Linked DNA regions of Homo sapiens: region 1 is linked to region 2. The links are chromatin loops, found by intact Hi-C in ENCODE. Cell type or tissue: prostate gland. All regions are shown on one strand. Region 1 overlaps CAPZB (capping actin protein of muscle Z-line subunit beta). Region 2 holds the start of LOC105376819 (a long non-coding RNA gene).

Region 1 (8,000 bases), 110 kb before region 2:
AGAGCCCATCTTTCGGGCAGACTGGGGGCCTGCAATTTGCAAGAAGCCTGTAACTCACATTTCTACTGGCTCACAGACGATAGCATTTCAAGCTGTTAGTCCTGAAGCCAGGGTAATTGTAGCTGAGGGAAATATCATAACATTAACCAGAATATTCTTAGTGGAAGGGGCACTCAGAACACACTTAAGAGCTTAAATGGAGGCCATTTGAAAAAAGACAGATGGACAGGAATGCCTAGATTTCAAAAGTCAGGACTTTCATTTCCCTCCGAGAAGGCTTTTTGTTTCAGCTAACAGGTTTCAAACGGTGCTGCTGGCAACGGTCACACCATAAGGATCTTATTTAAGCAAACCATCAAACACAGTCAGGATGGAAATCTGTGGACAGAATCAGAAGACCTTGAAGTTTCATATCGAGAAGAGGAGAAAGAAAGACATACTTTCTGCCTCCACACCCCAGGCTCCTCTCTAAAGGCCTGAGATCCCCCAGAGCTGGTGGTAGGGCCTCAGGAATGCAGGTGGGGGACAAAGGGGTGACCTGGAAGGGCTGCAGGTACCAAGTCTCCCGCAGAGCCTGGCCTAGCCACGGACCTAGACATGATCCCGTCCTTCCACCAGCTCCTGCAGAACAGCTGCCTTACACAGTCAACTGGAGTTTTTAGGTGGAAATAATAAATATAATAATGATGTTGATTAAGCAAGACCAGTTCAAGGAACACCTCCTCCAGGAAGCGTTCCCTGAACTGCATGCCGGGCGAGAATACTTCTCCCTGCCTGCTCCCTGGTCTGTCAGACCACTCACCATCTTCACTGGACTTCTCTCTCTAAGGGCTGGTCCACCCACTTCATCAGTGGCTCCCTGGCTGGGCAATGTGGCTCACACCTGTAATCCTAGCAATTTGGGAAGCTGAAGTGGGAGGACTGCTTGAACCTAGGAGTTCGAGGCCAGCCTGGGCAACAAAATGAGGCCCCCATCTCTACAAAAAAAAAAAAAAAAGGAGAGAGAAAAAGTCAAAAAAATTAGCTGGGGCTGGGCGCAGTGGCTCATGCCTATAATCCTGACATTTTGGGAAGCCAAGGCAGGAGGATCATTTGAGGTCAGGAGTTCAAGACCAGCCTGGCCAACGTGGTGAAACCCTGTCTGCACTGAAAATACAAAGACTAGCTGGGAGCGATGGCGTACACCCGTAATCCCAGCTACTTGGGAGGCTGAGGCAGGAGAATCTGCTTGAACCCAGGAGACAGAGGTTGCAGTGAGCTGAGATCGTGCCACTGCACTCCAACCTGGACAACAGAGTGAGACTCTGTCTCAAAAAAAAAAAAAAAAAAAATTAGCTGGGCATGGTGATACATGCCTATGGTCTTGTGCAGGGGGCCATGTTCGCATCACTGCACTACAGCCTGGGCGACAGAGCAAGATGCTCCCAAGGACAGCACCTGGACGCCATGCTGTGACCAGCAGTTCCAGGCACAGAATGAGCCCTTCAAGGATGAATTTGATCGGCCTCAGGGCTGTATCACCATCTATATGCTGGGACATCTGCAGCCACATCCCCAGCCTAAACCTCTCTCCTGGAACTCCACATGGTACATCCACAGCCTACCTGGTATCTCCACTTTGATCTAATGGGCCTCTCAAGCTTAAAGTGTCCCTATGCCTGCTCCTCCCCGAGTCCTCCTCACCTCAATCAACAGTGGCTCAGGTCCGAAGCCTTGTAATCACCCTTCACACCCCACCTCCTCTTCTTCCATCCCCACCTACCTGCAGAGGCCGCTGGCTCTACTTTTAAAAGTGACCTCAAATCTCACCACTTCTCACCATTTCAACTCTAGTCTGTGGTCTGAAGGAGGGCAAAATATAATCTCTACCTAATTTCCATTTAAAGCCAGGAAAGGGACATGATTATAAAACTGTTGTCTAGTCTCTTATAAGTCAGTATTAAACTTTTTAAGTATATGACAATGTCTGTGCCATTCAACATTTCACGTGTGTTACTTCTTTTATCCCCCCAATAAATAACCCTGTGCTAACTTTTATTACCCTCAGCCTGGCCTTCAAGACCCTGCCAGACCTGCCCTGGCCATGCCTCCTCCCTCATCTCCGCCCCCACTGCCCTCCCCTCACTGCCTTCTCCACCTCTGGCCTTCTGCCAGCTCCATCCTGGTGAGCTCATCACCCAGGGCCTCAGCACCCAGCAGGCTCTTCCCCAGACCTGGACCTTTTCATCCTCCAGTTCCCACTTGTGGGAGAGCCTTCCCTGCCTGCCCGTCCTCTCCCTCCCTCCCACTGTCCTCTTTATTTTCTTCAGGAAGCATTCTGTTGAGTAAAGAAACACTACTATTTCCGTTTTACAGATGACAAAACTAAAAGACCAGCGACAATAAGTGATTTGTCAAAGTCCCATTGACACAGGGAGCTGTGCTGGTTTGAAGCCCACACTGGCTGACTCCTGATCATTTTTCCTGCTTTGACTTCCCAGAAGCCTTGCCCCATCTCCAAAGAGAGCATCAGGGTGAAGCTTCAAGACAACCCTGGTTCTGTGGTCTCCAAATAAACCTAAAGCAGGCTGTGTTCCTCTACCATTCTCCAAGGCAGTGACTACTGCAATTCATCATGGAAACACTGGGCCAGTTTAAGGATTCCCACTCTTAAAAAATAGAGGTATAACTCCTACATGCCCTTAAAACCCAGCTCAGACATCACCTCCTTCAGGAAGTCCTCCTGGAGTTGACCATGGCCTCTTCTGTGCTACCGTCCCACCCTGAACAGACTTTGCACTGGCTGTATGAATCACATCATACAGTTACCAGTTACCCAATGTGTCTCCTATGCTAGACCTGGTGATCAGACACCCAGGGCAGGGACTAATGTCAACTTAGTTATTTACAGCCTTGGGCGAGGTGACGGAAAGAGAGAGGAGAGTTGTGTATCTGACAGAGCTGCGTTCGTAGATCCCTTACCACAGAGACCCTCCCAGCCCTCAGGATCCCCATCATATGCGCACCCTGTACACTGCCCTCCGCAGGACTGAATGCAATTATAATAGAACAGTTGTTTTTGAACAACATCCCTCTCCCGTTAGACTGGAAGATCCATGAAGGCAGGGGGCCTTTGGTCCGCTGCTCTATCTCTCATGCTTGTGGGTGGCACTCTTCAAACGTCTGCTGCATGATTGGAATAACAGATGGAACGATGAGAAGAATGGGGAGGACAAGAGAAGAAAGGAGAGGAGGGCAGGGAACAAACGGAAGGAAAGCTGAATGGGCTGCCAGCTGCCCAAGTCCAAGGTCCCCGTGCTCTGCAGCAGGTACCTACGGCAGCCCGCGTGTGCCTGCTGTGCCTGCTGCATCCCCGGGGCATGAGCTCACCTATAGGAGTCCCCATCTCTGTTGTAGTCACACAAAAGGTAATCCTTTCCCACCACCTTGTCTCTGGCAATTTTCAGTGGCTGGTCAACAGAAGACAGGAGATCCTCACATAGACTGGGGACCTGGCAGAGAGAAAGGACAAGGTCGAAACAGAGGTTAAAACAGCACACCAAACTCAGGTGGCTAACAATACTGCAGCCATATTGTGGTCAGTACCTTTAACATCTGGCCCTGGGCACTGAGACAAAATTATGGGCCTGTTCTTTTCTTTTCCACATGTGTCTGACACCAACTGTGTCCCTCTATAAAGAAACCCATTCTTGAATTACAGTGGAGCGTGATTTCTAATACAGTCTTCCTTCCAAAAACTGTGTGCAGCTTTAATTACCTGGTCACCAGGGTGGCCTAGTAAATTTAAGTGTGTATGTGCTTGGTATTGGTCTCTGGTGGGCAAAGTACAAGCTGAAGTCCCGAGAAGAAGGTAAACATTTCAAATACACAGGAATCTAAAGAACTCGGAGTAGAAAAACTCGTCCGTGCCGGGAACTCCCACAGGCTCCTATGCTGGGTGGAGTCTCCAGTACTTTCCAGGCCCCTAGCCAAGTGTTACCAGTTGGCTTGTAGAGTCAACTCTATCTGCTGCAAAGAGAGCTTCACCCCGGCTCCCCCACAGCACAGAGCCCCAGTGGGCTCACCTCCGGCTGGCCTGCCAGGGGGCCGCCTCACCAAGAAAGATGACCCCGCGGTCGGGGGCTGGCAGGACTCAAACTCTGGGCCAATGTTGCGACTCTGACACAAGGCTCTGCAAGTAACCAGGCCACTGGCCTCCTCCTCCCAACTCAAACATCAATTTCTACCAAAATATCCCAGAAAGGGATGGCAGCACTTTCAGAAATGGATTCCTTCAGGCCTGAGTCACTTCCACGCTATATTTTCAATGTGCTGACTTATTTGTTTCATGGGCCTGGGTTTATGGGGGCTCCACCATATCGTTTACCAGGAAAGTGCCTGCCAGTTGCACCAATAACCCTTCCCAGTGGAAAAATTCCATCGTATGGCAAAGACACCAGCAGAGCAGCTCAGCAGACGGGCTGACAGCGACAGTGGTTCCTGTGTTCTTCCAGAAGGCCCTTGCCACCATCCAAGAGACAGGCAGGGACAGGGAGTCCCACCACCACAGGGACCACCCAGCCTCCACGGGCTCCTCTGCTGCCCCTCCAGGGTGCTTTAGAACTCAGCTTGGAAAGCAACGCCCAGCACAACTAAAGGACTGTAACCCTGCCTCATAACTCACAGAAATTCTGGCCTTGGTGAGATGATCTGTTTCTTATACAGGGGACAGTACCCAAAGAGATAGACATACACCACCAACCCCTGTGTACAATGTGCTGGGCTTACAGGTGTGAGCCCCCAGGCCTGGCCTGTACCTGTGCTTGTTTTCAGAATTCTTTCTCCATGTGTATCTGCCCTTTCCTAACAAACATAATAAAAATGGGGGCTACTTTCAAAGTTGGTTTTGGTGATAATATCATGCACCTTACCATTTCCATGTGCCTGCCATGCACCACGCACTATGGTAGAGCATATTGTTGACTTGAAAGCTCACACGCATTCTGCAAAGTGGGTATGCAAAGCCCCATTTTACAGATTAGAGTTGAGGCCGGGAGCCATAAAGTTACCCAAGGGCCACACAAGAAGCAAGCAGTGGAGACAGAAAACAAAACCAGGGCCAGATGAGTCCAAAGTCCCTACTCCTCCTACTCTAACTTTGGTTTAATGTCCAGCTAAGGGGAAGGACAGTGCATGCTAAAGGCACCCTCTGGTGGCAAACAGCCCTCTCCTAGCCCCAGCCCTGCTTAGCTGTGGCCACAGAGCCCTTCAACTGGAAGGAAGTCCTGGCTGAGGAAGGAAGGTCTAACAGCTTCCACCCGAGGCCATCTGGGACCTGAAAGAGGCCTTGCTGTGCTGCCACAGCCAATGAAGCCACCTCACCTAACACATCATGCCTGTCCCTAAGCATCTCTGTTTATAATGCTGGGATGCTGCCTTGGCTTATCTGTTGGGCCTCAACTTTTGCCTGGAACCCATTCTCTCTGGTTGGAGTCCTGACACCATCAGCTCAATTTTTCCTCAATTACAGTAGAGACTGAGCAAACAGGGTCTGAAGTTAGACCTCCTGACTCCGCTGCGTACAAGTAGCCTTATGGCCTGGGTAAGTCATTTTACTTCTCTACTAAGACTTGGTTTCCGTACCTGTAAAATGGGGATAATAAAACCAACCCATCTGGGTGCCCATGCCCATGTGATTTTGAGGACCCACATGACACAATGCATTCCGTGTTCAGGGCAGAGCCTGGCACAGGGAAATGCACGTATGTTACTGCCTGACACGTTCAGGTTCCTTTCCCTTCCTTTAGACAATATCATCTGTCACCTGTTACTCTCAGATGGCAACAATAGCCTGGATCATACCTGAATTCACTGTGCTGCTTCAGACACAGGGTACAAACGTACCTGTGAGGATCCGGTGCTTCACCCCAGTTCCACCTGGAGCCAGCTGTTTCCCTTCTCCTGCCAGGCACACTGCTTGCAGCTAAGTCCCCTCAACGTAGGAAAGCTCACAAGAAAATAGGGTTTGGTATAAAAGAGGCTTGACTCTACTCCTATCCAAGAGATTCATCTATGAATCGAAAGCATCTGAGTAATCTCTTCCTAGCACTTAACACCAGGTGGAGTATTTTTTCATTGATCAGTTATCTGTATCCCTCACTAGAATGTAAGTTTTACTGGGGCAAGGACTTCGATCTTACTCACTGCAGGATTCTCAGTGCCTGTGGCTGTGCCTGACACACAGCAAATGCTTAATATATTTGGGAGGAAGGAAAGAAAGGAGGGAAAGAGGGAGGAAAGGAGGAGTTTTACAACACGGAGCCTCCCAAACTCCAATCAACTTTACTTTAAAATTAATAAATTGGCAGGTAATAGGAATCTTTAGCAAAAGCACTTGTCCAGAACTAAATCTGAATGGATGCTGATGACAAGTTTCCTGTGTGGTTCCAACCCAGCACTCTCAGATATGAACCATGGTATGGTGGGAAAGCACTGAACAAAGAGAACCGGAGCTGTCATGAAAGCCCTGGCATTTTTTATTAACATATGACCTCAAGGAGCCACAGCATTGGTGGAAAGAGTGAGAACTAAGAGACCTGGGTTCTAGCCTCTGCTCTGCTGTGAGCTGGCCACGGAACCTTAGGCAAAGCCCAAGACTGTTCATTTGTCAAACACAGTAGATGAGCTGCACGGAGACAGACCACCCTTGAAGATCTGTGATGGGACTTCTGAAAGCCAGTATGCCAGGTACTAACCAACCCCAGAAAAACATACATTTAAACTGGAACTCAAAAACTGGCACTGCTTGTCCTACAGTGAAAAGCCTCTGGGACTTGATATGGCCAACGGACTCCACCCAAGCAGGCACCATTTTTGCCTTTTGGATCAACTCTTAAGCTGGGCCATAGTTTTGGCCATATTTCCATCAGCGCTGTTTCTTTTGATCAAAGATAATCTGCTCTGGAATAATAACATTTTCGTTGTCATGGGGAATGAGAAATGTGGAATAATACATGGTGTGCCCACAGACTTGGACCACAGCAGCTGCCCAAAGGTGCATTAGTCACGACCTGGCACCATCACTGATCCCGTCTCATACCCACGCCGTCCCTCCACCTCTGCCCGAAACTCCTCAAACAACCACACGGTCCCATTCACCACTCCCTGAACATGCACGTGCATTCCCCCACTTAAACATCTTCCCCATTGAGGGTTGCTGGATAAAACAGAGGGAGGCCAGTTCAGTCTGAATTTCAGATACACAATGAATAACATTTTAGTATGACTACTTCCTAAAGGTTACATGGGTCGTGTGTTTTTTTTTTCTCAATGAGATGGAGTCCAGCTCTGTCACCCAGGCTGGAGTGCAGTGGCGCGATCTCGGCTCACTGCAAGCTCCGCCTCCCAGGTTCATGCCATTCTCCTGCCTCAGCCTCCCGAGTAGCTGGGATTACAGGTGTGTGCCACCACGCCCAGCTAATTTTTCTATTTTTAGTAAAGATGGGGTTTCACCACGTTAGCCAGGATGGTCTCTATCTCCTAACCTCATGATCCACCCACCTCGGCCACCCAAAGTGCTAGGATTACAGGTGTGAGCCACTGCGCCTGGCCAGGCCATGTATTTTTATTTGCTAAATCTGACAGCCAATCCCCACTGCTCTCTTAAATCTTACTGATCCTTCAGGGCCTGGCCCAAACTCCAACTTCTTTATCAAGATGTCAAATTCTTCAGAATTCCTGCAGTAACACTAATATCAACTGAATCCTAAATGCTTTGGGGATGGCTGTTCTAATACTGCCAATGACTTTCACCTTACTCCTTCCTCACCACTTAGCATTTTTCATTGTGAATTGACTCCACACCTACAGAGGCCAAGACAGGCCCTCCAGCCTCAGCGCAGCATCACGCCCGCTGCAGCAGGGATCAGTCAATGCATGCTGATTCCATGTAAGTGGATATTAATCCTGTGGTCTGAGGCCATATTACAGAACCAGAATGAAGGCAGTGTATCTCTGTAATC
Region 2 (8,000 bases):
CTGAAGGCTTAGTTCTGGGACCCTTGTTCTTCTGCATCTGAGTCCTCTTTTGGTCATTATGGACCTAGGTGTTCACCTAGAACATAATCAGTGCTCAATGAAGGTATGTGAATGAAGATAATAGTATCAACAGGATAAGATTATTGTGTGAATAAACAAAGAATGAATAATACAGCTACTTTTTCATGAGTACTTGCTATGTGCTAAGCACTTTTTGTGTATTATAGACTCCTCCCAACCATCCTTTGAGTTAGGAACTTTTTTTTTTTTTTTTTTTTTTTTTGGAGACAGGGTCTCAGGTTGGAATGCAATGGCACAATCTCGACTTACTGCAACCTCCGCCTCCCAGGCTCAAGCAATCCTCCCAACTCAGCCACCTATGTAGCTGGTACCACAGGTGTGAGCCACCACTGCTGGCTAATTTTTATATTTTTTGTAGAGACAGATTTTTGCCATGTTGCCCAGGCTGCTCTCAAACTCCTGGGCTCAAGCGATCCCCCCACCTCAGCCTCCCAAAGTGCTGGGATTATAGGTGTGAGCCACCATGCCTGGCCAGAACTTTTATTATTACCAATTTATAGAAGAAGTTGGGTCTTAGATGAAATGACTTGCCTAAAGTCACACATAATACGTGGATGGATTTATTCTCACTTTGGTCTTCCTGACTCAAAATCTGTTCTCAGAATCACCAGATTGAGATCATAGGTAGGAAAGGGCTTTGTAAGCTGCAAAAGGCAGTGCTACCACATCCCGGCACATAGAATGGCAATTACACATAGTAGGTGCCCATAAGCATTTTCTGAATTGAGGCAAGGTGGAAGGGAAGCCCCAAGCCATATAATACCATCACCTGAGGAAGGAAGCAGCAACCTTGAGGTCCTTGAAAGACAGCCTTCTACCCTATGCCAAATCAGCTCATACAGGACCCATTAAAGCAGACATTGCCCAGAAGTTGCCCAACATCTGTCTTTCCTTCTTCAATTACATCTATTAATTGGGTTAATAAATGCACAGTTATCCCAGGAGCTGGGGATTGCCTAGCTCCTAAATTACCTCCCGTCTAACAGGTCTGGGCCTGTTTCCTAAGTTGGGCATCTTCTCAAGTTACTAACACGGTTTTAGGTGTTTTACCGTGTCTTTAGAAATGCCTGAGAACCCTTAGAATAAGCCAGATTTTAACCCCTCAATACACTGAATTCTACAGCTAGCCGTATTGCCTGAACATCCTAACTCCATATACTGAAGTTTCAATGGGATTCAATTTAAGAATCTTTGTTACCGGCCGGGCATGGTGGCTCATGCCTATAATCCCAGAACTTTGGAAGGCTGAGGTGGGCGGATCACCTGAGGTCATGAGTTCGAGACCAGCCTGGCCAACATGGTGAAACCCCATCTCTACTAAAATACTTAAACTAGCTGAGCGTAGTGGTGTGCACCTGTAATCTCAGCTACTCAGGAGGTCGAGGCATGAGAATTGCTTGAACCTGTGAGGCAGAGGTTTCAGTGAGCTGAGATCACGCCACTGCACTCCAGCCTGGGTGACCACAGAGACTCTGTCTCAAAAAAAAAAAAAAGAATCTTTGTTACCAAGAGTTCCAAGAGGGAGGGAACACCACATGGCAAGGCCATCTGCACCATCATTCAGTTGGCTTCGAGGTCACTGCTGGGGTACCTCCCAGGTATGAATACCGTCTCTTTCCTACAACTTAACCCTGTCTCATTTTCAGACATTTAGTTTGGGTGGGGTTCAGCCCACCCCCAGCTCTAGAAGAGAGGATTCTGATTGACCAAAGTCAAAGTATAGCCTTGGCCATGCTAATTGGTTTGCAGATCAGCCCCTGACCTAATTTGGGCCAGGGTGCTTTCTGCGGAACAGTAATCAAAATGAACTCGGCCTGAAGAGGGGCAGTTCACCAAGTAAGTTTGGGAAATCCTGTAAACAATATTCCCTCTTGGGGATTTTATTTTCTCAAGAACCTTACACTTCAATTATCCTGTCTCTCCCCAGATTGTTCAACTAATGATTACTGTGGTTTTAAACATGCCTAAGTGTTCTGATTTTTTTTTTTTTAAAGAAAGAAACCTACGTGAATTCCTCATCTTCTCCAGCTTACCGCCACCTCCTCCCTTTCCCAGCTGGAGAATTGTCTGTGTTTCCTCCTTCCACTTCCTAACCTCCCATTCGCTTACGTAACTCCTCCACTGAAATAGCTCTGAGGTCACCCATAACCTTCATGTTGAAGGTCACATGCACAACTTTCTTTTAAATTTTTTTTTTTTTTTTTTTTTGAGACAGGGTCTCGTTTTGTTGCCCGGGCTGGTCTCAAACTCCTGGGCTGAAGCACGAAGCACTCCTCCCTTCCCAGCCTCCCATAGTGCTGGGATCACAGGCATGAGCCACCTTGCCGGGCCACATGCACAGTTTTCAAACTTCACCTCCTGTAACTTCCCAGTAGCCTCTGGTGCTTTGGCCACGTCCTCCCTCCTTGAAGCACTCTTTCCCATTGGCTTCCATGACATCATGTGACTCTCCTAGTCTTAATCCTACCTCTACGCTCCTTCTCTGGGTTCTCTGGAGACTCCTTCTCCTCCACACACCTACTAAACGATGGAGTTCCTTGAGATTTGGTAGCAGGTTCTTTCCTTCTCTAACTTTGCCCTTTTTCCTTAGGCAATTTCAGCCATGTTCATTTCTTCAGTTACCAGTGGCCTCAGCCCTGGAGCTGGCAGATGGGGACCTGATGATCAGGGAGGGAAACTGTTTCCCTGATGATGGGGGAAATCAGGATACTGTTACCAAAAGAAGGAGAAGGGCTGCTGAAAAGTAGAGAGAAGGAAAGAAAGAAACAGATGGGCATTACGGGCATCCTGAGTAAGCTCTGGCAAGTGAATGAAACAGACTTATTTGTGGTCTCAGAAATTTCTAGTCATTGAAACCTTAAGCAGGACTGAGTACAGGCCAAAAAAAAAAAATGCTGATTTCCTTTGAAGACAGAAAATTGTGTGGTTTGTAGAGGAGGCAGCCTCAGCTAGACAGCTTAGATCAACTTTTTCCAGCCTTCAGCATCTTGAAAGTACATGTAGCAGGGAGCAGGGAGGTGGACAGACCACTAGCAATCCACTTCTTTTTAATGCATCCCCAAAGTCTTCAGTGCCAAGAGGATACTTTACTCTGAGGTTAGACACAATCATCTCAGGGTTTTTGCTTTTGCTTTTCTAATAGGTACCTGGGAGAACTCACAGCTGCCTTCTGCTGGACCAGAAGTATTTGTATCCTGACCATCTACGGGGTCTTGGTCAGAGTTATGGAAGGGCCTCTCACATGCAGGCCAGCTGTTGGAGTTTTTATATGCATATTTGGGAAACTTCACGTTTAGTGTATTAAGCTGGCCAGCCAGTCACCCACCAGGGTTGGGCTGGACTCTACAATGTGTCTAATGCTGACTCTTCCTTTAGATTCAGCATAATCACCCTCTTATCCTGGTAATATCTCTGACAGTCCCCTCAAAAGCTGGGTTTGGGACCCCCTGTTCTGTGTTGCCATGGAAACTTCTACTTTGTGTACCTTATCAGATCACTTTTCACTTGGTCCCTACTGCGCTATGGCTCCTTGAGGCAGGGACTGTGAGTCATATCACTAACAATTAGCATGGAACCTGGGATATGGCACAATATGAATGAAGCCTGTCAAATTGTGAGCCAGAGAACCTCCAGTCATCCAGGATGCAAACCTCAGCCATCCTCTACTTCTCCAAAATCCTCATCTCTCATTCCAGTCAGACACTGCAGTGTTCCAAATGAAGCTAAACTACATGCAGAACTGACATAGGACCTGATAAAGTGGTAGGACTTGAGAAAAATCTAGTGAAAGGCTGGAATAAAAGATCAGAGCAATGAACAATTGTAAAATAAATTTAAATATCTTTATAATAATATCAAAAAATATAAAATACTCAGGAGATATAGATATATATATATTTTTTTTTTTTGAGATGGAGTTTCACTCTTGTTGCCCAGGCTGGAGTGCAATGGCATGATCTCGGCTCACCGCAACCTCCGCCTCCCAGGTTCAAATGATTTCTCCTGCCTCAGCCTCCCTAGTAGCTGGGATTATAGGCATGTGCCACCATGCCCGGCTAATTTTGTATTTTTAGTAGAGACGGGGTTTCTCCATGTTGGTCAGGCTGGTCTTGAACTCCCGACCTCAGTTGATCCGCCCACCTCGGCCTCCCAAAGTGCTGGGATTACAGGCGTGAACCACCGTGCCCGGCCACTCAGGATATATTTAATGAAAGATGTACAAGGCCTGAAAACAAGAAAACATTGCCAAGATAAATTAAAAATCTAGATCAATAAGATGTACCCTATTTATGGATTGGAAGATTCAATATCATCAAGATGTTCATTCTCCTGAAAATGTACCATAAATTCAATGCAATTAAAATCACAATCCCGGCAAGTTTTTGTATATAAACTCACAAACTGATTCTTTTTTTTTTTTTTTTTTTTGAGTCAGTGTCTCACTCTGTCACCCAGGCTGGAGAGCAGTGGTGCAATCATTGCTCACTACAGCCTTGACCTCCCAGGCTCAAGCAATCGTCTCACCTCAGCCTCCCAAACAGCTGGGACTACAGGCACATGGCACCACACGTGGCTAATTTTTACAATTATTTTTAGTAAAGATGAGGTCTCACTATGTTACCCAGGCTGGTCTTGAACTCTTGGGCTCAAGCAATCCTCAGCCTCCCAGAGTGCTGGGATTACAGGTATGAGCCACTGTGCCTGGCCTGATTCTAAAATGTATACGGAAATCCCATGATAGTAGAACAATCTTTTTTTTTTTTTTTTTTTTGGGATGGAGTCTCGCTCTGTTGCCCAGTCTGGAGTGCAGTGGTGCAATCTTGGCTCATTGCAACCTCCACCTCCTGGGTTCAAGCAATTCTCTGCCTCAGCCTCCCGAGTAGCTGGGATTACAGGCACCTGCCACCACGCCTGGCTAATTTTTGTATTTTTAGTAGACACGGGGTTTCATCATCTTGGCCAGGCTGGTCTTGAACTCCTGACCTCGTGATCTACCTGCCTCGGCCTCCCAAAGTGCTGGGATTACAGGCGTGAGCCACCGTGCCGAGACAACAATCTTTTTTTAAAAAAGAGCAATCTTTAAAAAAGAACAATCTTTTAAAAAGGTATATGGAAATCCCAGAATATTTAGAACAATCTTTAAAAAGAGGGAAAAAGTTAGAGGGCCTACACTACCTGACTTCAAGACGTAGCTATAAAGCTATCAACCCAATGTGGCATTGACAGAAGGATAGACACATACATGAATGGAACATAATAGTCCAAAAATAGACCCACATGTATATACAGTAAAATAATTTTTGACAAAGGCACCAATGTAACAATGTGGTGAAGAACAGTGTTTAACAAAAATTCTGGGACAACTGGAGATTGTTTGTTTGTTTATTTACTTGTTTAGAGACAGGGTCTTGCTCTGTCACCCAGACTGGAGTGCAGTGGTATGAGCTCAGCTCGCTGCAGCCTTGACCTCAACTGGGCTCAAGCAATCCTCCCACCTCAGTCTCCCAAGTTGCTGAAACTACAGGAGTGCTCCACCATGCCTGGCTATTTTTGTTTGTTTGTTTGTTTTTGGGACAGGATCTCACTTTGTCACCCAGGCTGGAGTTCAGTGGTGTGATCTTGGCTCACTGCAGCCTCGACCTCCTGGGCACAAGCGGACCTCCCACCTCAGCCCCTGAGTAGCACTGGGACTACAGGTGCATGCCACCACTCCTGGCTGATTTTTGTATTTTTTGTAGAGACAGGGTTTCACCATATTGCCCAGGCTGGTCTCAAACTCCTGGACTCAAGCAATCTGTCCGCCTCGGCCTCCCAATGTGCTGGGATTACAAGCATGAGCCACCACAGTGCCTATTGTTTTTTTTTTTTTTTTTTTTGCATTTTTTATAGAGACGAGGTCTCACTATGTTGCCCGTGCTGGTTTTGAACCCCTGGGCTCAAGGGATCCTTCTGTCTTCTCCTCCCAAGATCCATTTAGAAAAAAATGAATCTTGACCCTTACCTCACACCATAGATAAACATTAACTCAATGGATCATAGACATAAACATGAAGAGCTAAAACTTCTAAAAGAAAACAGATGAGAAATCTTCAGAACATTGAGTTGGCAAAGATTTCTTAAGATACAAAGAGCACTAACTAAAAAAGAAAAAAATGATAAATTGGATTTGATGAAAACAAGAAAATTCTGCCCTTCCAAAGATACCATTTAAGAAAAAGATTTCAGAGCTATGTAAAGCATTATTTAAACATACACAGGACATTAAATTTTTTATAAGAAAAGGCATTCTGTCTATAAGTTTCAATCCTTCCAAGTAAATAAACATACATATCAGCTTAATATTTTTGTTTAAGTGAAAAAATGGAGTGTATAGCATAAAAGGACCTTTGTTGAGATTCTTAACTCCCAAGACCAGACTAGACCTGATGACCTATTTATCTGAAGCAATCAGTAAGGCAATCAATGGCATTATAGTCAGAAAGACTCCAGATTATGGTCTGAAAGAAAAACAGAGGTCAGAGAAACGATGTTGAGTATCTGGTCCAGCTGTGTAAAGTGAGACTATAAGTGGGGAAAATGAATCACCAAGCCTGAGGCTTGGCAGATTGGGAACAAAATGTAAAGGGGGAAACTGAGGGGCACAGAGAGTTAGGATGATTGAGCAGAGAGTCCCAGAGCAATGTCAATGGTGATAGGGCCTATTTCATAGCTGCTGCCTCTTTGCAGCTTAAAACTGCCACACTGGATCAGACATATGTGACCTAAGATCCTATAAGATCTGGCTCAGCTTAAAATCTGTATCTGTCAAGAAAAACTGACTGCCAGTGATTTCTGTCTGTCACACACCATTGCTTGGACAACTGCCATTGCAGTTCTCTTGGGCTTTAATCTTTTCTATTTTTTTTTTTTTGAGACAGGGTCTTGCTCTGTTGCCCAGGCTGGAGTACAGTGGCATGAACATAGCTCACTGCAGCCTTGACCTCCTGACTGAAGCAATCCTTCTGCCTCAGCCTCCAGAGTAGCTGGGACGACAGGCATGCACCACCACACCCTACTAATCTTTTAATTTTTTGTAGAGACAGGATCTCCCTATGTTGCCCAAGCTGGTCTCAAACTCCTGGACTCAAGCAAGCCTCCTACCTCGGCCTCCTGAAGTGTTGGGATTACAGGCATGAGCCACGGTGCACAGCAAGAGCTTTAACCTTAATGACCATTCATTCTCTACCCCACATTACCTACAACTGATACAGGTATGCTAGCATTAATAAGCTGCATGATTACCTTTTCCATTTCGTCTTTCTGGGCACAAACATAGTCATATGGTCATGTGACTGTGTTTTAACTAATGGAATGTGGGCGGAAGTGACATGTGCCATCTCCAGGCATGGCGATAAAATGGCCCTTGTGTCCTGTCGCACACTCTTTCTTTGTTCATCAATAAACTGAATGCAGAGGACCTAAGGGAGGACTCCAAGATGGAAGAAGCCTGTATCTGTTTCCATGGTAGTCGCTGAAAACACCCAACCAGACTGTGCCTTTGGGGGCAAGTAAACCTTTATCATAGCAGTAAGCCACTCAAAGTTGGGAGTTCTTTGTTCCATCAGCTAGCATTACCCCCAACGACTTCAGGTCTGAAGAGCTCCTATGATAGCTTTCAATATAGCAGGAAGTGTTTGGGATGATAAATCGAAGCAGGATTTCCAGCCAGGTGCGGTGGCTCACGCCTCTAATCCCAGCACTTTGGGAGGCCGAAGTGGGCGGATCATGAGGTCAGGAGATCGAGACCATCCTGGCTAACACTGTGAAACCCCGTTTCTACTTAAAAAAAAAAAAAAAAAATTAGCTGGGCCTGGTGGCGGGCGCCTGTAGTCCCAGCTAGGCGGGAGAATGACGTGAACCCGGAAGGCAGAGCTTGCAGT

Evidence for each region. A loop is a pair of places that touch in the nucleus more often than their neighbours do. Peaks named below come from ENCODE experiments on the same cell type or tissue, not always from the same donor. Only the 100,000 strongest peaks of a DNase experiment are listed, where the experiment ranks them.
Region 1: it touches region 2 in a loop (2.2-fold over the local background); 56 of 110 quality-filtered maps call a loop at or near these places.

The regions. Positions count from the first base shown.
Region 1 is chr1:19,382,136-19,390,135 of GRCh38, forward strand. CAPZB (capping actin protein of muscle Z-line subunit beta) reads right to left here. Exons shown (of 9, transcript NM_004930.5): 3 at 3,370-3,491. Among named protein-coding and RNA genes, the nearest start is that of SLC66A1, 74 kb to the left of the region's middle. In prostate gland, no CTCF peak of the experiment used is centred here; DNase peaks (open chromatin) are centred at 2,159 and 3,946; H3K27ac peaks cover 4,763 bases.
Region 2 is chr1:19,493,033-19,501,032 of GRCh38, forward strand. LOC105376819 (a long non-coding RNA gene) reads left to right here and starts at 7,189. Exons shown (of 4, transcript XR_947020.3): 1 at 7,189-7,331. In prostate gland, no CTCF peak of the experiment used is centred here; no DNase peak of the experiment used is centred here.